Regions from separate parts of the Homo sapiens genome. Here region 2 is linked to region 1. A link is an interaction called in ENCODE POLR2A ChIA-PET data of the cell type or tissue named here. Cell type or tissue: Panc1. All regions are shown on one strand. Each heading gives the region's core, and the rest is flanking DNA. Links, peaks and the distances in the headings are about the cores only.

Region 1 (2,918 bases), core at 224-2,723:
TTATGTTGCTTTCTACAGGATTCAAGTCCTAGATGACAGGCATCATTATTTAAGCTCATTATAACGACAAAAGATAATCTAGCATCAATGCTATGCTTAGCCTTCTATAATAATAATAGATACCATGAGCTCTTTGGTCCAATAATCTCTGTTTTTTGACAAAAATAACAAAGCTTCAGTTGGCACTGCCATTCCTTGTCTGCCAAGGTTAACACAGAGCCCAAGGAGAAAACTGACCAGCTCAAACTGATTCACCCACAGCAGACCTCAAATGAAACTTCAAATTTCAGGAACTTGTCCTCTGCCAAGGTGGAAGTCTCCTCCAAAAGGAATCCTCTTTCCTAACAATTACTTGTGACTCAACAGAAGTGGGATTGTTTTAAGGGTGCAGTGGCTCACACCTGTAATTCCAGCACTTTGGGAGGCTGAGGCAGGTGGATTGCTTGGGCCCAGGGGTTCAAGACCAGCCTGGGCAACATGGCAAAACTCCACCTCTACAAAAAATACAAAGATTAGCCAGGTGTGGTGGTGCGCACCTGTGGTCCCAGATATTCAGGAGGCTGAGGTGGAAGGATCGCTTGAGCCCGGGAGGCGGAGGTTGCAGGGAGCTGAGATCACCCCACTGGGTGACAAAGTGAGACCCTGTCTCAAAAATAAATAAAGTATACATAATAGGCTAAATAATAAAAATAATAGATCAATAATAATAAAAACAAAAAAGGGAGAAAGGAGGTATAAAATGCTACAGCCAGTATCACCTTACAAGCTAATAGTTTATCATTCCTGAGTGATTAAATTCACAGCAAATAAAAGGCTTTTTTGCTTTGGGTATAAACACAGAACATCTGAATTATTTATGTAGACCATTTTCTTCCTCAAAAAAGACCAAAAATATTGCAATACTTACTTCAACTTTACCAACAGAAGACCAGAACATATACAAACATGCTGAACTAGACATGTTCTCTAAAACAGGCAATTTTGCCCCACAGGTGACATTTAGCAATGTTGAGACATTTTTCATTGCCACAGTAGGCTGTGTATGTATTATATAATTCTGGCAACTAGTGGGTAGAGGCCATGGATACTGCTAAAGATCCCATAGTGCACAAGACAGCCCTCCACAACAAAGAGTTACCCAGACCAAAATGTTAGTAGTGCCAAGGTAGCACAAATGACTGTTGACCAATGTGGGAAGAGACAGTAGTTGGGAGTTGCTCAGAAGGGCCTAATTGGCGGTGTGACTTTAGGCAAATCACCTAATTTTCAAATTTGTTTTCTTAGAATCAATGAACTAGCGCCAGGCGCGATGGCTCACGCCTGTAATCCCAACACTTTGGGAGACCAAGGCAGGCAGATCACGAGGTCAGGAGATCGAGACCATCCTGGCTAACATGGTGAAACCCCGTCTCTACTAAAAATACAAAAAAAAAAGCCGGGCACGGTGGCTTACGCCTGTAATCCCAGCACTTTGGGAGGCCGAGGCGAGTGGATCACGAGGTCGGGAGATCGAGACCGTCCTGGCTATCACGGTGAAACCCCGTCTCTACTAAAAATGCAAAAAATTAGCCGGGCATGGTGGTGGGCACCTGTAGTCCCAGCTACTCGGGAGGCTGAGGCAGGAGAATGGTGTGAACCCGGGAGGCAGAGCTCGCAGTGAGCCAAGATCAGGCCACTGCACTACAGCCTGGGTGACAGAGCAAGACTCCGTCTCAATAAAAAAAATAAATAAAAATAAAAAAATTAAAAAAAATTAGCCAGGCATGGTGGCAGGCACCTGTAGTCCCAGCTACTCAGCCGACAGGCAGGAGAATGGCATGAACCCGGGAGGTGGAGCTTGCAGTGAGCCGAGATCGCGCCACTGCACTCCAGCCTGGGCAACAGAGTGAGACTCTGTTTCAAAAAAAAAAAAAGGCCCCAAGAAAAAAGAGAAAGAAAACAGGCAAAAAGAGGTCCCAGAAAGCAGCAGTCCCTTCCACTGCTGACATCAAGAAGTCAGCAGTGCCAGGCACGGTGGCTCACGCCTGTAATCCCAGCACTTTGGGAGGCCAAGGTGGGTGGATCATGAGGTCAGGAGATCGAGACCATCCTGGTCAACATGGTGAAACCCCATCTCTACTAAAAACACAAAAATTAGCTGGGCATGGTGGTACGCGCCTGCAGTACCAGCTACTTGGGAGACTGAGGCAGGAGAATCTCTTGAACCCGGGAGGCAGAGGTTGCAGTGAGCCAAGATCGCACCACTGTACTCCAGCCTGGCGACAGAATGAGACGCTGTCTCAAAAAAAAAAAAAAAAAACTCAGTAGTCTGTAGCCCAGAAGAGGGCCCTGACTAGAACCTGACCATCCTGGTACTCTGATCTTGGACTTCATAGCCTCCAGAGCTGTGGGAAATAAATTTCTATTGTTTATAGGCTACCTAGTTTCTGATATTTTGTTACAGCAGCCCAGAGGAACTAAGCCAGTAAGCAACCTTCAAATGCTATGGAAGCATTATCTGACTTGAAAAGCTCACAGGGAGATTCAGCTGGGAAGGGTTGGTTATTAAAGGTCAACAATGTTATGAGAGGGCCGGGCACAGTGGCTCACGCCTGTAATCCCACCACTTTGGGAGGCTGAGGCAGGTGGATCACTTGAGGTCAGGAGTTCAAGACCAGCCTGGCTAACATGGTGAAACCCTACCTCTACTAAAAATACAAAAATTAGCTGGGTGTGGTGGCACATGCCTATAGTTCCAGCTACTCGAGAGGCTGAGGCAGGAGAATTGCTTAAATCTGAGAGGCAGAGGTTGCAGTGAGCCAAGATTGTGCCACTGCACTCTAGCCTGGGCGACAGCAAGACTCTGTCTGAAAAATATATATATAAAAAGAATGTTATGAGAAAAGATACTGATGATCCTTTGTACAAGGAAGAATTTT
Region 2 (2,918 bases), core at 156-2,655, 50 kb after region 1:
AGTTACAATGTCTCCTTTTTCATTTCTGATTTTTTTTTTTTTTTTGAAACAAGGTCTCACTCTGTTGCCCAGGCTGGAGTGCCGTGGTGCAATCTCAGCTCACTGCAATATCCACCTCCTAGATTCAAGCAATTCTCCTGCCTCAGCCTCCTGAGTAGCTGGGATTACAGGCACGTGCCACCATATCCAGCTAATTTTGGTATTTTTAGTAGAAATGGGGTTTCACCATGTTGGTCCACCTGCCTGGGCCTTCCAAAGTGCTGGGATTACAGGCATGAGCCTCTGTGCCCGGCCCATTTCTGATTTTATTTATTTGTGTCTTCTCTCCTTTTTCTTGGTTAGTCTAGCTAGCGATTTATCAATTTTGCTTACTTTTTCAAAAAGACAACTTTTCATTTCATTGATCCTTTGTATTGTTTTTTAAGTCTGTATTTCATTTAATTCTGCTCTGATCTTTATTATTAATTTTATTCTACTAATTTGGGGTTTGGATTGTTCTTGCTTTTTTTTTTCCTTTGAGTCAGGGTCTTGCTCTGTTGCCCAGGCTGGAGTACAATGGCTCTATGATGGCTTATTCCAGCCTTGACCCTCTGGGCTCAAGTGAACCTCCCACTTTAGCATCCTAAGTGGCTGGGACCACAATTGTGCACCACTGTGTCTGGCTAAACTTTTTTAATGTTTTGTAGAGACAGGGTCTCCCTATGTTGCCTAAGTATGTTGCCTAAGCTGGTCTCAAACTCCTGGGCTCAAGCCATCCTCCTGATTCAGCCTCCCAAAGTGCTGGGACTACAGGAGTGAGCCACCATGCCTGGCCCGTTCTTGCTTTTCCAGTTCCTTGAAGGCATCTTTAGATCATTTATTTGAAATCTTCCTACTTTTTTGATGTAGGTGTTTATTGATATAAACTCCCCTCTTAGCACTGCTTTTGCTGTATCCCATAGGTTTTCGTACGTTCTATGTCAATTTCCATTTGTTTCAATAAATTTTTTTTAAATTTTCTTTAAGATATTTTACGTTTCTTCTATGTTGTGGAATCTATTGAGTTTTACTTTATGATTCATCCTTGCTTTTTAAAACATTTAATTTTATTTAATGGTTCAGTAATAATAAAGATACCCTTTTACATGTTTACAGTACCTCATTGTTTACATACACTATTTCAAGCTTTTGGAATAGGGACAACTAAAACAGATTCTTGTGTAAATGAGTTTCTTTATATAACTTCACATTCTTTATGTAATGGTTCTTTTGAAGCTTAACAAGTTCTTTCTCAACAACTGTATTTTTTTAATGTGGAATTGACTAAGTATATGAAAATATGAAATAAACAAAATAAAATGGAAAACTATGAGGTCCTTAGAAGTCACATTACATCCCTATATTTGGTGACATTTAAAGAGATGAATGACATCATTGAGAAGTAAGGAGAAATACAGTGCAGCAAATCAAGAACATGCCACTCATGTAAGAGTGAACATCTATCTCCAGGCATGAGAAAGGTCTAGAGAGTTCTTAACAAAATGCTGTCAGTGTTTATTTCTCAGTCTTGAGACGTCAGATGATTTTTATGATCTTCTTTGTGCTTTTCTAATTTGTTTAATATTTTACAGTAAGCATGTATCATTTTTACTAAAATATCCACGTTATTGTTTAAAACAGGAACAAAATTTTTCTACATGCACAAGGATAATAGTATTTGTCTATATTTTTTTCTGGTCTTTTAATTAAGTGTTTATACACACAGAGAGACAGGAATAAAGTTTTCCTTAGCATTTAAATAATTTCCAAGAAGTATATACATTCCTACATATGGGTTAAATAAACACACATATGTCAATAAACATATATTCTAACAAACTCAGGCCTGCTAAATGCGGCTAAAAGTTCCCAGTGAAAAGAACTCTTAGGTGAGCTATATTTTCTAATCTGCAGACCCTCCTACTGCATAACTCTGGATGATGTCATACAAACCTCTTCCTGCATCTGGGACTCTTTCCAGCTGCTACATGTGGGAGCTTCCCGTTTTTGTTCTAATTGAGTGATGTTTACTGGAAATGGAGTCTGCTAATAAGATCTCAGTTCAGATAGCTTTGTGGGGACAGGAAGAATGATTGTGAGATGAATTTGGCCAAAAACCTTTACTTTCTCCCTTGTCATTATCTTGTTTTGATAGGTTGGCTTAGTTTTGTTTTGAAATTACCTCTTCTGAGAAACCAAAGAGGAACGATATGCGCTGTCTTCTTCTTCCTCCTCCTCCTCCTCCTTTTCCTCTTCCTACCAAGACTCCCAACTCAGACTGTTTTTCAGTCTGTCCCTCCATACATACCTGCACACTCACACATCTACTAGAGAGTATATGGAGACAGCCAAGAGCCCTTAGAAAGATAGCTGGGTAATGTACTACTCTGTTCTCTTGAATTTGGATGGAACTTATGACAACACTTAGATGTGAACAAATAAGGCAAGAGAATTTGTCCCAGATTGCACAGCTGGTTATGGCAGAACAAAGCGGTGGTGAACCTAGATTTCATATCTCCTAGCTCAGGGCCTCTGGATTAAAACCCATAAACATTGTTCACATTTTTTTGGAACTATGCATAAGGGCAACTTAGAGAGTTCCAGGTAAGAGAATGCAGCATAACAAGAGTTGATTGTTTTAAGTTGTGTTATGTTAAAGATCAGCTAAGTAAAATTAAAGAGAAAAGCTGCTAAATATACTGAATTATTTCATTTTTGTGGATCTCCTTGATTGTGATTTGCGAGCTCAGAAGTATTAACAGTTTTTCTCAAAAATTTTAAGATGAAAAATTCTCAAGTCCAATTAATTGAAAAGCTTAAGACTACTCTATACCATGCTTCACTTTAGAAAGTAGGGAGCTTGTTGCAAATTCAAACAAGGATGTGGTGTCACAACTCAT

What was found. Peaks named below come from ENCODE experiments on the same cell type or tissue, not always from the same donor. Only the 100,000 strongest peaks of a DNase experiment are listed, where the experiment ranks them.
Region 2: POLR2A ChIA-PET joins it to region 1 with 12 read pairs; 19 of 35 experiments call an interaction of 5 or more read pairs at or near these places.

What each region holds. Positions count from the first base shown.
Region 1 is chr2:69,631,319-69,634,236 of GRCh38, forward strand. The region is part of intron 2 of AAK1 (AP2 associated kinase 1); the gene reads right to left. Among named protein-coding and RNA genes, the nearest start is that of AAK1, 11 kb to the right of the region's middle. In Panc1, for the core only: no CTCF peak of the experiment used is centred there; no DNase peak of the experiment used is centred there.
Region 2 is chr2:69,681,338-69,684,255 of GRCh38, forward strand. It overlaps a transcript of ANXA4 not described here. Among named protein-coding and RNA genes, the nearest start is that of AAK1, 39 kb to the left of the region's middle. In Panc1, for the core only: no CTCF peak of the experiment used is centred there; no DNase peak of the experiment used is centred there; H3K27ac peaks cover 2,186 bases.